Linked DNA regions of Homo sapiens: region 1 is linked to region 2. A link is a loop called in an ENCODE intact Hi-C map of the cell type or tissue named here. Cell type or tissue: GM12878. All regions are shown on one strand. Each heading gives the region's core, and the rest is flanking DNA. Links, peaks and the distances in the headings are about the cores only. Region 1 overlaps IDH2 (isocitrate dehydrogenase (NADP(+)) 2). Region 2 overlaps ARPIN-AP3S2 (ARPIN-AP3S2 readthrough).

Region 1 (8,226 bases), core at 2,058-7,057, 210 kb before region 2:
AGCTTCAAGGTTAATCCTGTATCATTTCCATCTTGATCCCCTACGTTTTGCCTCACTTCTTGAAAAGGAGTGAAAAGGGAACAGGGCTGGTGTGTAGGGCAGTGACCCAGCCTGCAGTTGTGACGAGCCACCATGGCAAAGGGGTCCCAGAGTGGCCGCTTGGCTTCTCCAAAGTTGCCGTGGTCTATGTATGTCCAGGAGAGCATGTAGTCCTTGTGAAGGCCCCACACTGTGTGTGCGTTCATGGGACAAAGGTTGAGAACTGTCACTTCCAACTGTAAGATCTCAAAGCACTTGAGAAGAGGAAACCAGTTGTATAGAGAAATCTAGATGTACTTGGGGTTGGGGTTTGGCTGAGTTGATGGGCCATGTGAGGGGGGCACACAGGCACAGTGGAGGAAGAACCCTCCAAAAGACTGCGGCCTGGCCTGCCAACCTCTCTCCAAAGCCCCAGCCTCTGCCAGCTCTGGCCAGGCCCCACTGAGAAATGGCTGACTCCAGCTTTCTGCTGCGCCCCTCCACTGGCCTTCACTCATCCCTGTTTTGACTGACTGTCCCCTGCCATGGCCTGCAGACTTCTTATCCTGCCCTTTGTTGTCATGTCCCTGAGTCACTGGGGTGACGCCTTGCTCTGGCCCTCTGTCCCCAGCTCATCCTGCCCCACGTGGACATCCAGCTAAAGTATTTTGACCTCGGGCTCCCAAACCGTGACCAGACTGATGACCAGGTCACCATTGACTCTGCACTGGCCACCCAGAAGTACAGTGTGGCTGTCAAGTGTGCCACCATCACCCCTGATGAGGCCCGTGTGGAAGGTGCGAGGGTGTGGAGGTGGGCGGGCCAGGGAGGGTCACAGGCTTCTCCCACCGGCCTCTCCAGACTTGGGGTGGGGCAGTTGGCCATGTCACTCATCTCGGGACTGGGAGGTTGGGAGGCTCCAGAGCTGGGGCTTTCCTGAGGCCAACTGCACCTGAGGCCAGTCTCCCTGTGTGTGCCTGGTGGACAGTGGGGCCTCAGAGGTCACCTTTGATGAGGCTGGGGCAGGCGTGGGTAAGGGGCTGGCCTCAGGTTCCACGGTTAGGGCACAGCAGAGCTGAGAACAGAATCCATGTCTTCCATCTCCCAGGCCAGTGGTGTTTCTGCTTCACTCTGGCTCTGACAGTGGTAGGTGTCATCGGTGACAGGGCTGAGGAGGAGGAGGAGGAGGAAGGTAATGCTGATGTGGTCACAGTAAGGATGGCTTCTTTGGGCAGTAGTCCATTCTGGCGTGGACAGTCTTGCAGGCAGGTATGCAGAGAGATTGTGCAGAGGAGTGCTGTGTGTAAGGCCTGTGTCCTTCAGAGCCTCAGCAGCCTCTGGGGAACATTGCTGTTGCCCTCCTGCCACTGGCTTGGCCTTGCAGGTCTGCCTCTGTCCCCATGGTCATGCAGGGTCACTGAGAGGTGCCCCCACCAGGCCTAGACTGGCTTCTGGTCCTTGGCTGTTGGGGCCGCTCTCGAGGGTTCCATGAAGTCACAGCAGTGTGTGTGCAGAGGGGCCAGGTTTGGATAATTCGAGAAAGGATGGTTGAGGAGTTTTCTGAGCTCTCTCTTCCTACTTTCCACAGTTGGAGGGAGCTGGCGGAAAGTACTCGAGATACATCTGCAAATTCCCCAGGCCTGCCCCTGTCCTGCAGGTCATGCCTGACCCACAGCACTGGGATCATTTGAGTGTTGAGCTCTTCATTTCACCTGAACCTTGGGAGTTGTGTATCCCCATTTATGGACAAGGCAGGAGAGGGTCACAGCCTTAGGAACTGGGGTGGCGTTGGGGCCAGGACCGGAGCATGTGGAGTGGGCAGTGTGTTGTCAGGCTTCGTCAGACAAGTCCTTCCCCCGGACTGTACTCCCTCCATGTGTGATGTGGGAATCATAATGGCCAACAGAGCACTTAGCATGGACCGGGCACCGTTCTAGGCCCTTTACACACGAGCTCATTTCGTCCTCACGACAACACTTAGGCTGGTTATTTTTCCAGTAATTTTTTTTTACAGCTTTGGTTGAGCCACTTTTGTAAGCCTCACCATTAAAACTGGCAGACTTGCTGGGCATGGTGGCTCACACCTGTAATCCCAGCACTTTGGGAAGCCGAGGCGGGTGGATCACCTGAGGTTGGGAGGTCGAGACCAGCCTGACCAACATGGAGAAACCCCATCTCTCCTAAAAATACAAAATTAGCTTGGTGTGGTGTCACATGCCTGTAATTCCAGCTGCTCGGGAGGCTGAGGCAGGAGAACCGCTTGAACCCAGGAGGCAGAGGTTGTGGTGAGCCGAGATCGCGCCATTGCACTCCAGCCTGGGCAATAGGAGCAAAACTCTGTCTCAAAAAAAAAAAAAAAAAAAAAAAAATTGGCAGACTCCAGAGCCCACACATTTGCACTCTAGACTCTACTGCCTTCCTCATGAAGAATTTTAGGACCCCCGTCTGGCTGTGTTGTTGCTTGGGGTTCAAATTCTGGTTGAAAGATGGCGGCTGCAGTGGGACCACTATTATCTCTGTCCTCACAGAGTTCAAGCTGAAGAAGATGTGGAAAAGTCCCAATGGAACTATCCGGAACATCCTGGGGGGGACTGTCTTCCGGGAGCCCATCATCTGCAAAAACATCCCACGCCTAGTCCCTGGCTGGACCAAGCCCATCACCATTGGCAGGCACGCCCATGGCGACCAGGTAGGCCAGGGTGGAGAGGGGATCCACTGACCTGGGCACCCCCCGACTGGAGCTCCTCGCCTAGCCATCCTCTTGTCTCTGCAGTACAAGGCCACAGACTTTGTGGCAGACCGGGCCGGCACTTTCAAAATGGTCTTCACCCCAAAAGATGGCAGTGGTGTCAAGGAGTGGGAAGTGTACAACTTCCCCGCAGGCGGCGTGGGCATGGGCATGTACAACACCGACGAGGTGAGGCTGGCTTGGGCATCCTGGGCCCCTCCTCTCCCAGCTTGTCTCTTCATCTCTGTCTCGTGGCTTTCCTTTCTTCTGTAATGGCCTCATTCTTAGGCCACAAAGAGGCAGAAATGGCCACCAGGGCTGGGCATGGTGGCTGACACTTGTAATCCCGGCATTTTGGGAGGCCAAGGCAGGATTGCTTGAGACCAGAAGTTTGAGACCAGCCTGGGCAACAGTGAGACCCCATCTCTTGAAACAAAAAGAAAAGAAAAGAAAAGAAAAGAAATGGCCACGAGCAGCTCCAGGCGTACTCCTGCCTGCTTGGCTACCCTATCAGAAGAGAATGCCTCTTTATCCCCAGTTCCAGCTCCAATGCCAGGCTGAGTCACATGACCACCTCTGAGCCAATCACAGAGGCCCTGGGGAGAAAGGCTTCTGATTGGATAAGCCAGGGACACACTGTCAACCCCAGCGCTAGGCCTGGGAATTAGCCCTGCCCCAGCCACATGTAGTCTAAGGCGGTGCTTTCCAAAAAAAAGTTGTTTCCAAAAAAAAAAAAAAAAAGGCGGTGTTTTCCAAAAAAAAAAAAAAGGCGGTGTTTTACAAAGCAAAGTTGAGAGGGAGAGGCTGGGCCAGCAGAAACATCGTGTGCACTGCACGGAGGCTGGTGTTAAACAGTCGCGTGGGCGGCGGGGTACCGTTCCTGGAGAGCTGGGCCTTGCCCTGGGAGGTGGGAGGTTGCCGGCAATCGCCAGGCTAGGGCACCACGCCAGGGCCCTGTCTCTCCCCCTGCAGTCCATCTCAGGTTTTGCGCACAGCTGCTTCCAGTATGCCATCCAGAAGAAATGGCCGCTGTACATGAGCACCAAGAACACCATACTGAAAGCCTACGATGGGCGTTTCAAGGACATCTTCCAGGAGATCTTTGACAAGTAAAGCCTCATCCATGTACTCTGTGGCCTTTCTTCCCTTCCCCCCATGCTGTTCCCATCCTACCCTGGGAAGGTCGCTATTAGAGTGCATTTGGCTCAGCTCCGAGGCTCAGGGAGGGATCCCCAACCTGTCAGCCTTCTGCCCTCTCCCCATAACAGACCTTTTTACTCCCAGGCACTATAAGACCGACTTCGACAAGAATAAGATCTGGTATGAGCACCGGCTCATTGATGACATGGTGGCTCAGGTCCTCAAGTCTTCGGGTGGCTTTGTGTGGGCCTGCAAGAACTATGACGGAGATGTGCAGTCAGACATCCTGGCCCAGGGTACGCTGGGAGGACGCTGCTCCCTGTGGGGGTGGACTGTTGGTCTTCTCTGGCTGGAGGGATTTTCAGACCCTTTTGGTAGAAAACTCTAGTGGAGCAGGACTCATTGCAGGGTCCTCTGTGGACAGCAGGGGGCAGGAGCTCCCTGGCATCTGAGTGAGAGAGGATCACAAATTAGGTTTGGACTGGTGTATGACTGAGGCTGCTCTTAGAGAGAAAGGAGGGCACAGGAATTCCAGGGCTAGGTTGACAGCCCTAAGGTTGCTCCAGTCCATGATGGAGCCTCATGACTCTTTGGTTCCAGTAGGAAAATGGGATCAAGCGGGACTGGAGGTTCTTTAAACTACAGCGAATGCATTTTGCATAGTGAACCTAATGGATGGAAGAGAATGTTGGGGAAGCCTGCAAACCCCCAAGCCCTAGGGTGTCCTAAAAGACAAATCAGATTGCAGTAAAAAGTATAGGTGATGAGGTCAGGAGTTTGAGACCAGCGTGGCCAACATGACGAAACCCCGTCTCTACTAAAAATGCAAAAAAATTTAGCTGGGCATGGAGGCGGGCACAGTCATGGACACCTGTAATCCCAGCTACTTGAGAGGCTGAGGCAGGAGAATCTCTTGAACCCAGGAGGTGGAGGTTGCAGTGAGCCGAGATTGCGCCATTGCACTCCAGCCTGGGCAACAAGGGTGAAACTCCGTCTCCAAAAAAAATAAAAAATAAAAAATAAAGTATAGGTGAGACCATTAGAGAAGAACAGCGAGAAATGGGCCAATTGTGTTGGGAACAAGAGCAGGAAAGGTGGTAGGTGTGGGAAACAGGCAGGACATAGAGAGTGAAAGAGAAACCTAAGCTTACCAGGGCAGCTCCTGGTATGGGGAAAAGGGAAGCCCAGGACGGGTTCTGATGAAAAGCAGAGTCTTGTTACTTTGTGTAAACCTTTGGCTTTACTTTGGAAAGTTCAGTGGGGATCCTCTCACCGAACAATTCCCATCTAGGATAGAAGGATGAAACGCCATAGCAGATGAGGCAGAGGCATGAAAATGAACCTTAAGTGTCTAAGGAATGGTGTGAAGGTGCAGGTAAAATGGAGAAGGGATTGCTTACAGCCAAAATTCTTAGAATTCATAGACAAAGCATTTTCCTGTAGATGTTGTCCATGTTTTCTTTCTTCAATCCTTATTTTGGTGTCATGGGGGTGCCTTTGAAGCCCTGGAGTCCTTGACAATAGAAAAGCTTGCTGGAGTTGACATGTGGATTTGGGAGCATTCAGAAATTAATCAAAAAGCTTGAAAGTGGCCTAAGAGAGTAGCTGCAAAAGTGATTGTTGGGAAATAGCTGACCACAGCTTTATTGTTTTCCTTGAATGTGCCTCCGGGTCACGAGCCAGGCTGGGTGGCAGGCTGTGGGGGACCACAGGACTCTGTGGCCTCTTGGGCCCTGTGGGCCACAGGCTGTGGGGCGCCTGGAGCTGGTGACACAGATGGATGTTAATGTGCTGGTGATAGCCACCCTCCAGTGCCCTCCAGCCCTGTGCTGGGCCCTGGAGACCCACAGGAGGGTGAAGAGACCTGGAACAGTCCCTGTCCTCCCAGTTGCAGCTGGGGGAGGCTGAGTAGAGCCACGAACTATGGCAGCTACAATATTGGGTTGTAGAGGGCAGCAGGGCTCAGCTGGGTGGCCCCAGGAGAGGCGAGGCCCTGAGAGAAAGGCTTTCTACCCTCCAGGCTTTGGCTCCCTTGGCCTGATGACGTCCGTCCTGGTCTGCCCTGATGGGAAGACGATTGAGGCTGAGGCCGCTCATGGGACCGTCACCCGCCACTATCGGGAGCACCAGAAGGTGAGTGCAGGGCATGGGGCCTCACAATGCCCCTCTACCCCAGGGGCCTAAAGCCCACTGGGCTGAGGGCTGGAAGGACGAGCCTGACCCACCAGCCCAGGGGCGGGCAGCTGTATCTGGGCAGCCTCCTCACTAGCTGGCTCGGCTCTTGATCTCCCTGCAACCCCCGTCCCCAGGGCCGGCCCACCAGCACCAACCCCATCGCCAGCATCTTTGCCTGGACACGTGGCCTGGAGCACCGGGGGAAGCTGGATGGGAACCAAGACCTCATCAGGTGAGCATGGAGGGAGAGGCCGGAGCTGCCCAGGACAGGCTCTGGGTCCTGCCCTTGCACAGATGGGGTCTCATTCTGCCCCATCCCCATAGGTTTGCCCAGATGCTGGAGAAGGTGTGCGTGGAGACGGTGGAGAGTGGAGCCATGACCAAGGACCTGGCGGGCTGCATTCACGGCCTCAGCAAGTGCGTGGCCTGGGGTGGTAGGCAGACCCTGGGGCCATGTGGGAGGAAGCCAGGGGACCCCTCCTAAAGTCCCCCTCATGAGTCAGCTTAGCTGCAAGGGGGCCTGGGGCAGGACATGTCCACAGCCCTGAGAGACTGCTCAGGCCAGCCTCTGTAGACCAGGTCTAGTGAGTTCCTCCCCATCCCTGAGGCTGGCTACTCAGAGCTCCTTCCGACCCTGCCCACACCCCTTTCCCAGCTTCTCTCAGGAGAGCAGTTACCTGGCAAGACAGACCCTGCGGGTGCCTGCCGAATCTCGGTGGCCTCATGGTAGGGGGCTATAGCTGGCCTCTGGCCTGTAGTCTGGGTGGCAGGAGATGGCTGTTCTGATGCCCAAGCTCAGGCTGTTCCCTGGAAGGGCCTGGCTGATGGCCTTGGCAAGGCCTGGAGCCACCCCTGATGTGAGTGGTGCTCTCTCTGCAGTGTGAAGCTGAACGAGCACTTCCTGAACACCACGGACTTCCTCGACACCATCAAGAGCAACCTGGACAGAGCCCTGGGCAGGCAGTAGGGGGAGGCGCCACCCATGGCTGCAGTGGAGGGGCCAGGGCTGAGCCGGCGGGTCCTCCTGAGCGCGGCAGAGGGTGAGCCTCACAGCCCCTCTCTGGAGGCCTTTCTAGGGGATGTTTTTTTATAAGCCAGATGTTTTTAAAAGCATATGTGTGTTTCCCCTCATGGTGACGTGAGGCAGGAGCAGTGCGTTTTACCTCAGCCAGTCAGTATGTTTTGCATACTGTAATTTATATTGCCCTTGGAACACATGGTGCCATATTTAGCTACTAAAAAGCTCTTCACAAAATTGTCTGCTGTGTTTGTCCCTGAGGGGAGGAGGTAGTGGGACCCTGAGGCAGAGGCCCTGCTAGAGCTGGCAGGTTCCCCTGGGGCAGACCAGAGCACCTCAGGAAGGGGCTGCCACGGCAGGGAAGGGACCAGGCAGCCCTGGGAGCCCGCATTCCACAGGGGCCCACTGCGGAGTTCTCGGACACTCAGGGCACAGGCCTGTGGGTTCCCTGGAATTTTCTAGCATGATCCAGTTTCTGTGTCCAGTTCTCCATTCTGAGAGTCAATCAGTTCCTGATAGGTTGTCATTGATTTTTTTCTTCGTTGGTTTTAACCTTCTAAACATCTCCAGGCCACTTTCTTAGCCTTTTTCTAGGTACTAAAAAGAGGTCCTACCCACACCTGCCTCACACTTCTCCTTTCCAAGGCTGCCTGAGTTTGGAGGGGCTTGGGTGTGTGTGAACAAGGGCCCTGCATTGTCTAGGCCTGCAGTTCCCAGGCTTGGGTTCACTTTCACCATGCATTGGCAAAACTAGAAAAGTAAGCTTGTGACAAATTGTTCTCGGCCGGGCACAGTGGCGCACGCCTATAATCCCTGTACTTTGGGAGGCTGAGGTGGGTGGATCACTTGAGGCCAGGAGTTCGAGACCAGCCTGGCCAACATGGTGAAACCCCATCTCTACTCAAAATACAAAAATTAGCCAGGCGTGGTGATGCGCACCTGCAGTCCCAGCTACTCGGGAGGCTGAGGCAGGAAAATGGCTTGAACCTGGGAGGCAGAGGTTGCAGTGAGCCGAGACTGCACCACTGCACTCCAGCCTGGGTGACAGAGCAAGACTCTGTCTCAAAAAAAAAAAAAAAAAAAAAAAAAAAAAAATTGCTCTATGCAAGTTTTTTAGCCCCATGTAAAAAGGAAAAATAAAAGTTGC
Region 2 (16,864 bases), core at 6,367-11,366:
CTGAAGAAATGAATATAGTTATGTGGTTCAGAATTCAGAGGCACACTATGAGTATACAGGTTGAATATCCCTTTGAAATGTTTGGGACCAGAAGTGTTTTGGATTTTGGACTTTTTCAGATTTGGGGATATTTGCATTATACTTATCCTAAATCTGAAAGTCCAAAACCTGAAATGACCAATAAGCATTTCCTTTGAGCATCATGTTGGCACTCAAAAATTTTGGATTTTGCAGTGTTTTGGATTTCAGGTTTTTGGATTTTAAGTGTTCAACCTGTATAGTGAAAAATATCCTTCTTCCCCTTTCCCCTTATCACCTAGTTTACTTTCCTTGAAGCAATCAATTTTAGTTTCAAAACCAAGAGCCAAGAACCAGAGCCAATGTTATCTCAAGGGTGAAATCTGTAGGCATTTATGAATGCTCTTGTTGGGTGTTTCGTCCAGGTGCAGTGGCTCATACCTATAGTCCCAACCCTTTGGGAGCCTGAGGCAGGAGGATCACTTGAGCTCAGGAGTTCAAGACCAGCCTGGGCAACATAGTGAGACCTAGTCTCTATAAAAAATCAGGTGGTGTGCCCCTGTGGTCCCAGCTACTCATGTGGCTAAAGCAGGAGGACTGCTTGAGCCCAAGGGGTTGAGGTTTCAGTGAGCCATATTCATGCCACTACACTCCAGCTTGAGTGACAGAGCGAGATTCTGTCTCAAAAAAAAAAAAGGAGTATCTTTTATTGTTTACTCTAATTTTAACAAACATTTGTAGTGAGTGATACAAAAACAAATGAAGAAGTGACATAGTAAAGAAAGAAAGAGAGGTAAGTTATCAATGTAAGGTGGCCGGATTATGGACATAGAAAATATTTTTAAAGAATTATAAGTAAGGAAATGATATGAGCAAAATGACAGAATATGAGATAAAGCCAACAAAATTAAATTTCCTATTTCTGAGAAAACAGCTAGAAAATTCATAATTAAAGAAGTCTCATTTACAGTAATAATAAAGGATAGTTAGTGCTTGGGAATTAACTTGGTATGGAATACTTGACATTGATTCCAATAAAATTATAAAATCTTAAAGAAAAAACAAAGGAATAGTTGGAACAAATGGAGCTACAAACTCTCCCGTTGTTGGGAAGAGTCAAGCAAAGATGACAGTAGTCCCAAAGGTGGTGAGCAATACATCAAATGGAAAACCAAGTATAATTCCGTCAGGAGAGTTTATAGAACTCAGTAAAGGCAAAATTTATCAGGGAAAAGGAGTGGCCAAGAAATGCAGAAGTATATTTCTAGGGAAAAAGGACAGTGATGGGAGATTTGCTTTACTAGTTTTCAGAATGTATAATAGTTACAGATGAATTGATTATCTAGAAAATCCAAATCAGTTGGAAACAATTGGAACTAATAATAGAGTTCTGTAAGGTGACTAAATACAAGTTTAACATATGGAAATTAGTAGCTTTTGGCCAAGCACAGTGGGTCACGCCGGTAATCCCAGTCCTTTGGGAGGCCGAGGCGGGCAGATCACTTGAGGTCAGGAGACTTTGAGACCAGCCTAGCCAACATGGAGAAACCCCGTCTCTACTAAAAATACAAAAAATTAGCCGAGTGTGGTGGCACATGCCTGTAATCGTAGCTACTCAGGAGGCTGAGGTAGGAGAACCTCTTGAACCCAGGAGGCGGGGGTTGTGGTGGGCTGAAATTGTACTCTGGCCCGGGCAACAAGAGCGAAACTCCGTCTCAAAAAAAAAAAAAAGAGTAGGTCAAAGCAGAACAGGGGGGTAAAATGAGTGTTCTCAGCTGATTCAGGTAGCAGAGCACCTAGGATAACAGACACTGGATACTTTGTTTCTTTTTTTAATTAATATGAATAAAACTACTCTAAGTCTTTATGCAAACGGTTGTGCCTATTCTGCTAAAAACAGAATGCCTGGATCAAAGGGAATTAATATTTCTAATCATAATGCATGTTGCTAGATAGATATTTAGAAAGAGTATGTTAGCCAGGCACGGTGGCTCACACCTGTAACCCCAGCACTTTGGGAGGCCGAGGCGGGCGGATCACCTGAGGTCAGGAGTTCAAGACCAGCCTGGCTAACATGGTGAAACCCTGTCTCTACTAAAAATCCAAAAAGTTAGCCGGGCGTGGTGGTATGCACCTGTAATCCCAGCTACTTGGGGGGTTGAGGCAGGAGAATTGCTTGAACCCGGGAGGTGGAGGTTGCAGTAAGCTGAGATCGTGCCATTGCGCTCCAGCCTGGGCGACAACAGTGAGACTCCATCTCAAAAAAAAAAAAAATGAAGAGTATGTTAATTTATAATGCCTCTAGTACTATATAAGTTTGTTTCCTTGTAACTCCAGTACTGAAATGTGTCATTTTAAATTTCTACCCAGGTAGAGGTACCTCACACATTTGAATTTTTATTAATCATGCTTCCTTTTTCCACGTGTGGGTTTATAATTTTGTTTTCCATGTCAGCCTTCTATAATATAATTGAACCACTTGTCCAGTGAAATCTAGATCCTGGCTTATAATGTCATATTTTGTATATTCTAAGGTGCGCATTTTATCACACTTCAATAACTCTAAAATCTGGATGTGTGTTGTAGTGGGTGACATCTTAACAATTATAATTGGCAGCATTTTTTTTCTTTGTTAGATAAAATAATGGTTTGCCTTATCATCAACAAATAAGTAAATCTGCGTATTTTGAGTTTATTTTAAAACTTATTTAACTAATTATTGTCTAACCTATTATATTAAGTGTAAATAATCCATTTTTACCTCCCCTTGTTGAAGAAACTCTAATGTTGTATACTGTATTAAGTTCAGAGTGAAACCCAAGCCCCCTATTACAGCCTGTAAGGCCCAACATGGTCCGGCTCCTTTGCCTCTCTCTCCCCTCACCGTATACACGCTCATCTTCACTATGCTCTAGGCTTCTTGCTGTTCTTCAAACACAAGTACATTTTTGTGTCTGGGCCTTTATACTTGTTCTGTCCCCTGGAATACTCTCATCTAGGTTCCTTCACTTCAGCTCTTTCAATGACTGACTTTTACCATTTATGTCTCAGCTCGAATTTTAATCCTTGGACAAACTTTCTTAGCACTCTATCTGAAGTAACCCCTGTCACATCATCCTGTTTACTTCCTTCAGGGCACTTAGGACAATAGAAAATATCTTGTTTCATTTGCCTCCTTGTTCTTCCCACACCCAGAATATAAACTGGATAAGAACATGACTTGTTGACTGTGGTGTCAACAATGGTATGTTCCTAGCATGTAGTCATCACACCTTTAACAATGGTTGAATAAACATTTAATACATAATTGGATTTAGTTTTTACCCTTCATTTCTTCATTTTATTCTACTGAGTTAACTGAGTTACATTTTTCTTTCTGCATTACTTTCATGTTGTTTTATTTATTGTTTCTTTTTTTTTTTTTGAGACGGAGTCTTGCTCTGTTGCCCAGGCTGGAGTGCGGTGGCGCAATCTCGGCTCACTGCAACCTCCGCCTCCTGGGTTCAAGCGATTCTCCTGCTTCAGCCTCCTGAATAGGTGGGACTATAGGCGCCCACCACCGCACCTGGCTAATTTTTGTATTTTTAGTAGAGTCGGGGGTTTCACCATGTTGACCAGGCTGGTCTCAAACTCCTGACCTCGGCCTCCCAAAGTGTTGGGATTACAGGCGTGAGCCACTGCACCTGGCTATTTATTGTTTCAATATAGTTTCACATACCTAGTAAGACTAGTTATTTCCCCTTTGTGGCAGTTGTTTTTCAGTACGTTCTCTGATATTTATAACTATTTGTTCATCCATATGTATTCTTGAATAATTTGTAAAGGTCCCAAAAAGTCCCTGTTGGATTATAATTATAATTAGAAGTGAATTAACAGTTAGCATTTCCCTCTTGTTTATTCATTTCTTCTTTTGAATCTTACATTAAAGTTTCTTTTATTTATTTTTTATTTTTTGGAGACAGAGTCTCACTTCGTCACCCAGACTCCAGTGAAGTCTAGATCCTGGCTTATAATATCATATTTTATATATCCTAAGATGCACATTTTATCACATTCTAATAACTCTAAAATCTGAGATCATGCCACTGCACACTGGGCAACAAGAGTGAGACTCCATCTCAAAAAAAAAAAAAAAATGAAGAGTATGTTAATTTATAATGCCTCCAGTACTATGTAAGTTTGTTATATAATTTGGAGTCTCACTCTTGTCGCCCAGAGTGCGGTGGCGTGATCTCAGCTCACTGCAACCTAACTTTGAGGTTAGGAGTTCAAGACCAGCCTGGCCAACATGGTGAAACTGTATCTCCACTAAAAATGCAAAAAAATTAGCCAGGCGTGGTGACAGGTGCCTGTAGTCCCAGCTACTGAGGAGGCTGAGGCAGGAAAATCACTTGAACCCAGGAGGTGGAGGTTGCAAAGAGCCGAGATTGTGCCACTGCACTCCAGGCTGGGTGACAAAGTGAGACCCCAAAAAATAAAAATTAATAAAAATTAAAAGTAATCATACTCTATATATAGTTCTAAAACTTTCTTTTTCATCATTTAAGTTCTGGAGCTTTTTCCACATGCAGTTTTTTTTGACGGTGTGTGATTTTCCATAATATGGATGTATCATCATCTTTGATTCATCATGCTACTTGTGGGCATCTATGTTTTTCCCAATTTCTTGCTATTGTAAAGGATGCTGCAATGACATCCTTCCACGTGCATCTATATGCACATATGTTAATTCCCATAGTACAGATTTCTCAATTGGAATTGCTGCTTTAATAAGGGCATGTGTTTTTTAAATGGATAGATACTGCTGAATTGCCTCCAAACAAAGGCTTTGCCTTTGATACTTGTACTAATGGAATGTAATAAGAATGTATCTGTTTACCCATAACCTCACTGACTTTTGAATATTAAGAATATTTTCACACTGGGTGCAATGGCTCACGCCTGTAATACCAATACTTTGGGAGGCCAAAGCAGGAGGATCGCTTAAGCCCTGGAGTTTGAGACCTTCCTGGGCAGCATAGTGAGACTTTGTCTCTACGAAAAAATTAGCCTGGCTGGGTGCGGCGGCCCACGCCCGTAATCCCAACGCTTTGGGAGGCTGAGGCAGGCAGATCACTTGAGGTCAGGAGTTGGAGCAGCCTGGCTAACATGGTGAAACCTCGTCTCTACTAAAAGTACAAAAATTAGCTGGGCCATTGTGCGGGACGTCTGTAATCCCAGCTGCTCAGGAGGCTGAGGCGGGAGAATCACTTGAACCTGGGAGGCGGAGGTTGCAGCGAGCCGAGATCATGCCACTGCACTCCAGCCTGGGTGACAGAGCGAGAGACCCTGTATCAAAACAAACAAAGAAACAGCAACAACAACAAAAATTAGCCTCGGGTGGTAGCATGCATCTGTGATTCTCAGCTACTTGGGAGGCTGAGGTTGAAGGATTGCTTGAGCCCAGGAGATCAGGGCTGCAGTGAGCTATGATTATACCACTGCACTCCAGCCTGCATGACAGACCAAGACCTTGTCTCAAAAATAAGATAAAAATAAGAATATTTTCAAATGTTTGCCAATCTGATGGGTGAAAAAATGCAAATTCATTGTTTTCACTAGAGTTTCCCTGAATAGTGGTGAGGCTGCGTATCTTTGGTATTTGGAAATGTCTACGATATTTGTCCACTTTTCAAAAGGCTCATTTGTTTTGTTTGTTTGTAAGTTAGATTTTTTCCTAATTGTATGCATATTCTTTTTTTGTTATATTTATTGCAAATATTTTCTCCTACTCCATTGGTCTTTTTGCTTTATGTAGGTACATCTGGAAGTTGTTTTCTTCATAGCTCCCAAGGTATGAAAATATTCTCCTACAGTTTTGCTGTTGTTTTTTTTTTCCTTTGGAGAAAACCATTTTTATTATCATCACCACCCAGCTTATTTGTGCTGGATTATGTACCAGTGGCAAGATCTTCTAACGAACATCTGCATAACATTTATTTTATGTTTTAAAAGATGAAAATAACTGTACAAGGTTAAGTACAAAAGTACACAAGATAACAGACACAAAAAAATGCATGTATGAGATTTCATTCTACCTACAGCACTTTATGTTCAAAAAGTAGAATTCACGAACCAAAAAATATTGTCCTTCTATAGTCCTGTCAGGTTTAGTGAAAGCGAGTCTAACATGATTACAACACCTATATCACTGATCTGATATTTATGAAAAAAATCTTATTTTTCAATAAATTAAAGCCAATGCAAATGGGAATAGCATTTCAGTTTTTTGGTGTTTTTCTTTTTTTTAATTTTTTTTATTTTGAGACAGAGTCTCACTCTGTTGCCCAGACTGGAGTACAGTGGCATGATCTTGGTTCACCGTGACCTCCACCTCTCAGGTTCAAGCAATTCTTGTGCCTCAGCCACCTGAGTAGCTGGGGGTTTTCACCATGTTGCTCAGGCTGGTCTTAAACTCCTGGCCTCAAGTGATCCACCTGCCTCGCCCTCCCAAAGTGCTGGGATTACAGGCATGAGCCACCGCGCCCGGCCATGTTTCAGGTTTATAAAATAGAGATATGAACATGGATGGTGGTGATGGTTGCACATTATGAACGTTATCGAATGCTACTGAATTGTACACTTAAAAAATGGCTATGATGGTAAATTTTATGTTACGTGTATTTTACCACAGCTTAAAAAAAGAGAGAGGAAGAAAAGCCAGTGCAACACCCTACAAACTGGAACACTAGCTCTTTGGGAACAAGGACCTGACATCAGAACAAGAAGGCTATAAGTTCCCAAACCTTAAAAGTATGATCTTTTTCAAACTGCATCCATTTCTCACGTTGAAGATGTGAAACCCAATCCCGTTCCTCTTTATGTGTGGGTCTGTGATCTTGCCTTTTCATACTGAGCATCTAAATTTCTAAATACAGTACTTCCTATTGCTTCAAAGTCTTCTAACTTTCTTCATCAAGTGAGCTACATCTAGCTTCATCTTCACTCTTAATACCCACTAATTTCCATATATATGACATTTTGGTCCTTGTTTCCCAAAGTCATAGTTCAGCAGACGGGGAGTTTGCCCAGTTTTTCTTGCCTTGACTTTTTTCCTCTTGTTCAGCAAATTTCACTGGATTTCCAGCTGCTGTGTCATAATCCCTAGGTACAGCTGTTCTGTCTCTGCCAAAGCTGTTGCTTGCAGGGCTCCCATTTGAGCTGCCATAGCTATCTGAGTTACTGGCATTCCTGATGCCAACAGGGCAGCAACATTGAGAACAAAATCTCTAGTAACTGGAGCTATTTCTTGTTTTTGTTTTTCAATGATTTCTTTTTCTTTTAAAAAATTTTTTCCCAACACCCATCCCAACTATTTCTTTTTCTTGCTGTTCTTGTAATTTCTTTGCCTAGTCCATCCTCCCAGCTAAAGCTTCTTATGCATCCTTTGCTGTGCCTCTGCCTCTGAAGAGAGATGAACTGGAAATCTGGCTTAAACTTCTGCTAAATCTTAGTTTCTCAATGCTCTTCTTTCTCTCTTGTCTTCTGCTTCCTGTACTACTTCTGCTTCTTTCCTATGCATGTCATATTTATTTATTTACTTATTTTTCACACGCAACACAGATGTAGTTTTTATCTTGAACAGGAGCAAGATCTGATCCATGGTTTTCTTTCTTTCTTTTTTTTTTCTTTCCTTTTTGGAGACGGCGTCTCACTCTGTTGGCCAGGCTGGAGTGCAGTGGTGTGACCTCAGCTCACTGAAACCTCCACCTCCTGGGTTCAAGTGATTCTCCTGCCTCAGCCTCCCAAGTAGCTGGGACCTCAGACATGCATCACCACGCCTGGCTAATTTTTGCATTTTTAGTAGAGACAGGGTTTTGCCATGTTGGCCAGGTTGGTCTCAAACTCCTGAATCTCAGGTGATCTGCCTGACTTGGCCTCCCAAAGTGCTGGGATTACAGGTGTGAAGCACCATGTCCAGCCCATGGTTTTCTTTTCCTGCTTCTAGATCATGATCGTTCTTCTCTCTGCTTCTGGATTGAGACTACTTCTTTTCCCTCTACTACGATGATGCCTTTCACGAGACCTGTATCTTGAGTGACTTCTGCTTCTTGATGGCTTTCTTTGTGTTTGTGTCTGTCCTCATCATTTTCAGATGAATGTATTTATTTATTGAGACAGCATGTCACTCTGTTGCCCAGGCTGGAGTGCAGTGGCACAATCACAGCTCACTGTAACCTCTGTCTCCCCGGCTCAAGCTTCTCACCACAGCCTCCCGAGTAGCTGGAATCACAGGCACACACCACCACGCCTGGCTAACTTTTGTGTTTTTTATAGAGACAGGGCTTTGCCATGTTGCTCAAGCTGGTCTCAAACTTGTGAGCCCAAGCAATTTGCCCACCTTGGCCTTCCGAAGTACTGAGACTACAGACGTGAGTCACTGCGCCCAGCCCATTTTCAGATGAATTTAGTCCCTCTCTTCCTTTATCAGAATAATGTTCTTTGTCATTATGCTCCTCAGAAGTGTATTTCTTAGAGGATTTGTTGTAGGATTCCTGTCTTCTTGCCTCATCATGAAATAGGCTTATTATTTTCCTACCTGAGTCTGCAATGTCTTCAGTTCAGCCTCTTTGCCCATCAGCATGCGCTTTGTGTTTTCGTCCTTCGTTTTCTTTCTTGTTTTCTTTCTCTTGACCTTGATTGTGATCTTGAATAATATTTTGAGTAAGAAAAACAGATGCATCTGACAGTTCTTTTTCCACCCACTATCTGGGGATGTCTTTTTCTGGGGCTAGTCCATCTTGTCCTGGATAACTACCCTATCTTGAGAACCCAGTCTTAGTTTCATGAAACATCTTTAATGAAAACAGCCTTTTGGGATGGTGCTGCTGCAAACTGTGGTCTGGCTCTCCTCGCATGTGCTCTGGCTGCCGCAGAACAGAGCTCAGGCCGCTAGGGGGCACCTCCACGTGCCGCTTTTAGCAGTACCAGCCACCTCAAAGCTTTGCCACAGACTGAATAGCTCCTTCCGGGGGCCTGGATGGCACCCAGGGGATCTGCCGTTGCTTTTTTAATTTATTTTTTTACATTTAGCTCATTAATATCTGTTAGATATTTTTATGTCTGCATTGAAATATGTAACTTTATTTTTCCCCCAAAGGATAACTGTTCCAACATTATCAGTTAGCTTGTCTTTTCCCCACCAACTTAAAATACGACTCTTATTTTTAAAATTGCATTTTATAAACATGTATGTTTCAGTAATTTATATTCTGCCCCACTGATCTATATTCCCATCTTAGAATTATACTTTTATTTTATTTTTAAAATTTATTTAGAGACAAGGTCTTGGTATGTCACTCAGGCTGGAATGCAGTGGTGCAATGATAATTCACTGCAACCTTGAATTCCTGGGCTCAAGCAATCCTCCCACCTCAGCCTTCCAAGTAGCTGGGACTACAGGTGTGTGCCACTATGCCTGGCTAATTTTTTTATTTTTATTTTTTTGTGGAGACGATGTTTTGCTATGTTGCCCAGGCTGGTCTCAAACTCCTGGGCTCGAGGGATCTTCCTGTCTTGGCTGCCCAAAGTGTTGGGATTATAGGCATGAGCCACCTCACCCAGCCTTAGTATTATACTATTTTAGTTAACAAAGCTTTACAATGAATTTTGATACCTAGAAAGACTGCACCCAGGTGAAATAAACAGCCTTGTTTCTCACACAAAGCCTGTTTGGTGGTCTCTTCACATGGACACGTGAGACAGATTTCGCTAGGGAAGCAAATAACCATGGAGGTGGGCAAGAAATATCCATGATTGTAGAGCTTTCAATCAGCCTTTTATTCTTGTAACAAATGAAAAACAAAGGATTATCAGACATCTGCGGAAAACCTCTAACATAGAAGAAGGAGATAAAATGAACAAACAATAAAAAGCAACTTAAAAATGGACACCATATAAAGAAAGGAAAACAGTTTAAAAAAAAAAAAAACCCAAAACCCTATTCTTAAGCTACAGAGAAAGCCTGGCCAACATGGTGAAACCCTATCTCTACTAAAAATACGAAGTATTTTAGCCAGGCATGGTGGCACATACCTGTAGTCCCAGCTGCTCAGGAGGCTGAGGCAGGAGAATCACCTGCACCCGGGAGGCTGAGGCTGCAGTGTTCTGAGATCACACCACAGCACTCCAGCCTGGGTGACAGAGTGAGACCTTGTCTCAAAAAAAAAAAAAAAAAAAAAAGCCACAGAGAAATAAGACATTTATTTTAAATAATAATAAGACCCATTTATTAATTAGAAATAAAATAAGACCCATTTATGTCTTATTGCTAAATGGGTGCTAAACAAAAACACTCACAGCCTTGTTGCTCACACAAAATGAACAAAATGGTCTCTTAGAAATAAAAAATGAGAGGAAATGGAAACAAACAAAAACCCACTTCAACTGAAGTATTAGAAAATCAAGTTAATCAATTGTCTCAGAATGGGCAGAGATGGAAAATGGGAGAGAAAAGATGAGAAAATAAGACAGAGGCCGGGCACAGTGGCTCACGTCTGTAACCCCAGCACTTTGGTAGGCCAAGACAGGGGGATCACTTAAGGTCAGGAATTGGATATCAGCCTGGCCAACATGGTGAAACCTCGTCTCTACTAAAAATACAAAAATTAGCCAGGCGTGGTGGTGCATGCCTGTAATCCCAGCTACTCAGGAGGCTGAGGCAGGAGAATTGCTTGAACCCAGGAGGCAGAGGCTGCAGTGAGCCAAGATCGTGGCACTGCACTTCAGCGTGGACAACAGAGCGAGAGTCTGTCTCAAAAAAAAAAAAAAAAGAAGACAGACAGAGGTCCAATACTTGAATATAAGCAGCTCCAAAAAGATTGATTAGGAATGTGGAAAGGAGGGAATTCTCAACAAAATAATTCGATAAAATTTCCCAGAACTGAAGGACTTGAACTGCAGGATTATAAGGGCTTACCAAGTACCCAGCATAGTGATTGAGAAATAGACCCATTTAACTATGTGTCCTTATAGTGAAATATTCTGGCACTGTTAAAAATGTAAAGATTTATGAATGGCACTAATATGAAATTATTGTATGTGGTTTTTGGCATACATGTATATATCTGTTAGATATGTTATCTGGGAGTAGAATTCCTAGATCATAGAGCATGCATACATAATGTCATAGTTTTCCAAAATGGTTGGTATCTGGCAAAATACAGTGCACTGGTTACCAGTCTCAAGAAAGGAATCTAAATGCTCTTGCCCATTGCATCTTGGTATCAGAGTCGGCAAGGAAAAAGTGCAAACACTGGATAAAGCTTTACTTACATAGAGAAGAGACAGAGCAGGATCAGCTCCAATAGTGTGCGTTGGTTCCTCATGGCAAGTGGGTCTGTCTCCCCAGCAGCCGCTGCAGGGTGGTTTGCCTATGAGCACCCATCTTGTGCTACAGTGGAACGGTGTGCCTGGTCTCTGTCACTTGCTGGCCTCAAGTAAGACCCATTTTCATGCAGTGCCGAACAATTCATGACACTGCTGACAATGAGATTGTTTAAATGAGGTCATTGTCTGAGAGAAATTAAACAGTTATAGATAGATACCTAGGTTGTAGTTACATGGTGTGTTCATTCTGAAAATTCATTAAACTGTGCCCTTGTCATTTGTACACTTTTCTGTTATGTTTTATTAAAAGTTAAAAGGTTCTATAGAGAAGTAAGCTCAGGGCTTTTAAAAAAAAATTTTAAGTTGTAAACACGTCAATTAAATTTATTCATAGGAAGGTATTTTGTAGGCTAAATAACTGACCAAAAAAATTAAAAAGGGAAGATGTTTTGAAGTTAATTTTGGCTGAAATTAAAACACAGCTATGTTAACCCTGTAATAATGAAAAATTTTTTGTACATGTATTCATTGAGGACATAGTATTGTAAGTAGTTGGTTTTTTTAATTTGTTATTCTTTTATGTAATTTTTTTTCTTTTTTCTTTTTTTTTTTTTGAGAGACTCTCACTCTGTCACTCAGGCTGGAGTGCAGTGGTGCGATCTCTGCTTATGGCAACCTCCACCTCAAATGATTCTCATTCAAGCTATTCTCGTGCCTCAGCCTCCCAAGTAGCTGGGACTATAACAGGCTCGTGTCGCCACACCCAGATAATTTTTGTATTTTTAGTAGAGATGGGTTTTCGTCTTGTTAGCAAGGCTGGTCGTGAGCTCTTGGCCTCAAGTGATCCTCCTGCCTTGGGCTCTCAAAGTGCTGAGATTGTAAGTATGAGCCACCATGCCCTACCATAAATTAGCATCTTATAAAGGGGGAAAGAGCCACATGTGTCTGCTGGTTGTGTTGCTATGCTGAAAACAAGGTTTTCCTGTCCTAGATTATTCCCTCTAAATCGAGATAAGTAGGGTGATCAGCTAATGCTGGAGACAAAAGGTAGGTGTTTTAATTTTTGAGATTTATCATAAAGTAAATAGTATTGTGACAGCCCCTTTTACTTTCAGATGTGACATTGATAAAGCTGTGAATGTGTTCCTATTTCTCTTCTTTATCTATTTCTCCTTGTTTTCTAGGTTTTTGTGGAAACTCTGGATAAGTGTTTCGAAAATGTGTGTGAATTGGATTTGATCTTCCATATGGATAAGGTATATTCTCTTGCAGTTCTCTTCCAAACTAGGGTTACTAGAAAACCAAGAGCCTTGGGCATCTGTAGCCACCTCTACATCTTCATATTGTTTCTTGTTTTTTTTTACTCTTAAGATAGTCCTAGAACATGTTTTATTTAATAGATTTAATAGTTTGGGTTTTGTTTTGTTTTTGCTAAGATCTACTAACAGTTTTAACGTGCATAAGATTATTACTAGGCCTATATCGTGGTTCATCTGTTCACAGACTGATTTCTTGATATAGGAGAATGATGTCACTGGCTACTTGGCCAAAGGTGAGATAAATAGTTTTATGCTGATTATAAAATTAGTTTCCTAGTCATAGGCCAGTGACAATGAAACTTTGGAATAATCATGACGCAGGGGCTTTGACTTAGATAGTAAAATTTATATCTTTCCTAAAGAGTAATATAGTGACTAAGAGATCTGTAATGTAATTCAAGGTCAGGTGATATTCTATAGGAAGGTAGACTATCAGAGGCAGAATTAAAATGGCCCCAAGTAGGTGTTCTCAGATTTGTTTTGCTAGGATAACTGTGACATGGCCTATGTCCTCATATGCCAAATTAAACTTGGGCAATAGCCAGCAAGGGAATAGGAATTGCCATGTTTATTTTATTCAACTTACCACATGCTGTCCCCTGTGCAGTTTACTGGTGCGTCTTTGGTTTGCTTGGTCCTGGTTTTTCTTCAACTGATTGTTGTCATTATGATCCCTGGCCCTTGGAGAGAGATGATTTTTTAGGAGACTGCTGCTCATTGCTAAGCCATGATCCTTTATTAACCTTTTCATCATGATGAAGTAGGAGTTTTTAGATCCATCGTTGCTAGCATTGCTGTCTAAAGGACTTTCTTGTTGTTTTTCAATAGGGTCTTCAGTCTTAGTTGACTCTGTTGAGGTTGGCAGATCCCCACTTTCCAGGCTAATGTAGTGAATGCATTCTTGAGTTTGGATGACATTAGAATGGAGTAAAGTTTTGTCTCTCACCATCTGACATGGCTCTGTGACTCTATCAGCATCCTAGTGCAGGAACATCATGGAACCCTTTTCCTTCTTTAGATACTTAACTTTGGACTCCCTGACAACCTCACGGGGCTTCCAGTATTTACTGATGCTTTTGAGTCACCCTCCCTTTCATATGAAAGGGTTGTATACTTTTTGGAAACTTCAGCGATCTCTTAGCACCCTTTCTTTGCAAGCACTTAGAGTTGTTTTGTACTTTTCATATGTTAAAGATTTGCTATTTTGCAACTTCTGTCAAGGAGAGCCATAGCTCAAATCTAGTTCCCTTTTGTACTAGAGGAACTAGAGTCCCTTTCAAGTATTAAAGAGACTTGAAAATATAGGGGGAATGGAGAGGTGCCTTCTGTAGGCCTTATTGTTATGATTTTAAAATAATATTGTTAAATACAGGCCGGGCGTCGTGGCTCACACCTGTAATCCCAGCACTTTGGGAGGCTGAGGTGGGCAGATCACTTCAGGTCAGGAGTTTAAGACCAGCCTGGCCAACATGGCAAAACCTTGTCTCTACTAAAAGTACAAAAATTAGCCAGGCGTGATGGTGCACGCTTGTAATCCCAGCTATTCAGGAGAATCGCTTGAACCCGGGAGGCGGAGGTTGCAGTGAGCCGAGGTCGCGCCACTGCTCTCCAGCCTGGGCAACAGAGCGAGACTGTGTCTCAAAAAAAAAAAAACAACCAAATTGTTAAATACAAGGTGTTACTTTCGAAGTTACCACCTAGTGTGCAAAGTGGGTTCTTTGAAGATGCCACCTGTTGCTCACCAGGCTGCAAATGAATTTCTTAACATCTCAGGTGTAGATTCAGGGATTCAAGGATAGATTTTACTAGGAAAGGGGGAGTTTTCTTTTTTTTTTTTTTTTTTTATTGATAATTCTTGGGTGTTTCTCACAGAGGGGGATTTGGCAGGGTCATGGGACAATAGTGGAGGGAAGGTCAGCAGATAAACAAGTGAACAAAGGTCTCTGGTTTTCCTAGGCAGAGGACCCTGCGGCCTTCCGCAGTGTTTGTGTCCCTGATTACTTGAGATTAGGGATTGGTGATGACTCTTAACGCGCATGCTGCCTTCAAGCATCTGTTTAACAAAGCACATCTTGCACCGCCCTTAATCCATTTAACCCTGAGTGGACACAGCACATGTTTCAGAGAGCACAGGGTTGGGGGTAAGGTCACAGATCAACAGGATCCCAAGGCAGAAGAATTTTTCTTAGTGCAGAACAAAATGAAAAGTCTCCCATGTCTACTTCTTTCTACACAGACACGGCAACCATCCGATTTCTCAATCTTTTCCCCACCTTTCCCGCCTTTCTGTTCCACAAAGCCGCCATTGTCATCCTGACCCGTTCTCAATGAGCTGTTGGGCACACCTCCCAGACGGGGTGGTGGCCGGGCAGAGGGGCTCCTCACTTCCCAGTAGGGGCGGCCAGGCAGAGGCGCCCCTCACCTCCCGGACGGGGCGGCTGGCCGGGCAGGGGGCTGACCCCCCCACCTCCCTCCCGGACGGGGCGGCTGGCCGGGCAGAGGGGCTCCTCACTTCCCAGTAGGGGCGGCCGGGCAGAGGCGCCCCTCACCTCCCGGACGGGGCAGCTGGCCGGGCAGGGGGCTGACCCCCCCACCTCCCTCCCGGACGGGGCGGCTGGCCGGGCAGAGGGGCTCCTCACTTCCCAGTAGGGGCGGCCGGGCAGAGGCGCCCCTCACCTCCCAGACGGGGCGGCTGGCCGGGCGGAGGGCTGACCCCCCCACCTCCCTCCCGGACCGGGCGGCTGGCCGGGCAGAGGGGCTCCTCACTTCCCAGTAGGGGCGGCCGGGCAGAGGCGCCCCTCACCTCCCAGACGGGGCGGCTGGCCGGGTGGAGGGCTGACCCCCCCACCTCCCTCCCGGACGGGGCGGCTGGCCGGGCGGGGGGCTGACCCCCCCACCTCCCTCCCGGACCGGGCGGCTGGCCGGGCAGAGGGGCTCCTCACTTCCCAGTAGGGGTGGCCGGGCAGAGGCGCCCCTCACCTCCCAGACGGGGCGGCTGGCCGGGCGGAGGGCTGACCCCCCCACCTCCCTCCCGGACAGGGCGGCTGGCCGGGCGGGGGGCTGACCCCTCCACCTCCCTCCCGGACGGGGCGGCTGGCCGGGCAGAGGGGCTCCTCACTTCCCAGTAGGGGCGGCCGGGCAGAGGCGCCCCTCACCTCCCAGACGGGGCGGCTGGCCGGGCGGAGGGCTGACCCCCCCACCTCCCTCCCGGACGGGGCAGCTGGCCAGGCGGGGGGCTGACCCCCCCACCTCCCTCCCGGACGGGGCGGCTGGCCGGGTGGGGGGGCTGACCCCCCCATCTCCCTCCCGGACGGGGTGGCTGGCCAGGCTGAGGGGCTCCTCACTTCCCAGTAGGGGCGGCCGGGCAGAGGCGCCCCTCACCTCCTGGACGGGGCGGCTGGCCGGGCGGGGGGCTGACCCCCCCACCTCCCTCCCGGATGGCACGGCTGGCCGGATGGGGCGGCTGGCCGGGTGGGGGGCTGACCCCCCCCACCTCCCTCCCGGACGGGGTGGCTGCCGGGCGGAGCCGCTCCTCACTTCCCAGATGGGGTGGCTGCCGGGCGGAGAGGCTCCTCACTTCTCAGACGGGGCAGCTGCCGGGCGGAGGGGCTCCTCACTTCTCATACGGGGTGGTTGCCAGGCAGAGGGTCTCCTCACTTCTCAGACAGGGCGGCCGGGCAGAGACGCTCCTTACCTCCCAGACGGGGTCTCGGCCGGGCAGAGGCGCTCCTCACAACCCAGATGGGGCGGCGGGGCAGAGGCGCTCCCCACATCTCAGACGATGGGCGGCCGGGCAGAGACGCTCCTCACTTCCTAGATGTGATGGCGGCTGGGAAGAGGCGCTCCTCACTTCCTAGATGGGATGGCGGCCGGGCGCAGACGCTCCTCACTTTCCAGACTGGGCAGCCAGGCAGAGGGGCTCCTCACATCCCAGACGATGGGCGGCCAGGCAGAGACACTCCTCACTTCCCAGACCGGGTGGCGGCCGGGCAGAGGCTGCAATCTCGGCACTTTGGGAGGCCAAGGCAGGCGGCTGGGAGGTGTAGGTTGTAGTGAGCTGAGATCACGCCACTGCACTCCAGCCTGGGCACCATTGAGCACTGAGTGAACGAGACTCCGTCTGCAATCCCGGCACCTCGGGAGGCCAAGGCTGGCGGATC

Evidence for each region. Peaks named below come from ENCODE experiments on the same cell type or tissue, not always from the same donor. Only the 100,000 strongest peaks of a DNase experiment are listed, where the experiment ranks them.
Region 1: it touches region 2 in a loop (4-fold over the local background); 3 of 110 quality-filtered maps call a loop at or near these places.

What each region holds. Positions count from the first base shown.
Region 1 is chr15:90,083,068-90,091,293 of GRCh38, reverse strand. It overlaps IDH2 (isocitrate dehydrogenase (NADP(+)) 2), which reads left to right. Exons shown (of 11, transcript NM_002168.4): 3 at 650-815; 4 at 2,547-2,707; 5 at 2,792-2,935; 6 at 3,719-3,855; 7 at 4,031-4,182; 8 at 5,907-6,019; 9 at 6,196-6,293; 10 at 6,386-6,478; 11 at 6,941-8,226. The coding sequence ends at 7,028. Among named protein-coding and RNA genes, the nearest start is that of ZNF710-AS1, 5.0 kb to the right of the region's middle. RefSeq lists enhancers at 1-150, 3,296-4,209, 6,315-6,815, 6,816-7,316. In GM12878, for the core only: a CTCF peak has its summit at 4,307 (motif pointing right); no DNase peak of the experiment used is centred there.
Region 2 is chr15:89,867,252-89,884,115 of GRCh38, reverse strand. It overlaps ARPIN-AP3S2 (ARPIN-AP3S2 readthrough), which reads left to right. Exons shown (of 10, transcript NM_001199058.2): 8 at 12,570-12,641. AP3S2 (adaptor related protein complex 3 subunit sigma 2) reads left to right here. Exons shown (of 6, transcript NM_005829.5): 4 at 12,570-12,641. MIR5009 (microRNA 5009) reads left to right here and starts at 86; the gene lies at 86-185. It also overlaps the pseudogene LOC100631255. In GM12878, for the core only: a CTCF peak has its summit at 8,951 (motif pointing right); no DNase peak of the experiment used is centred there.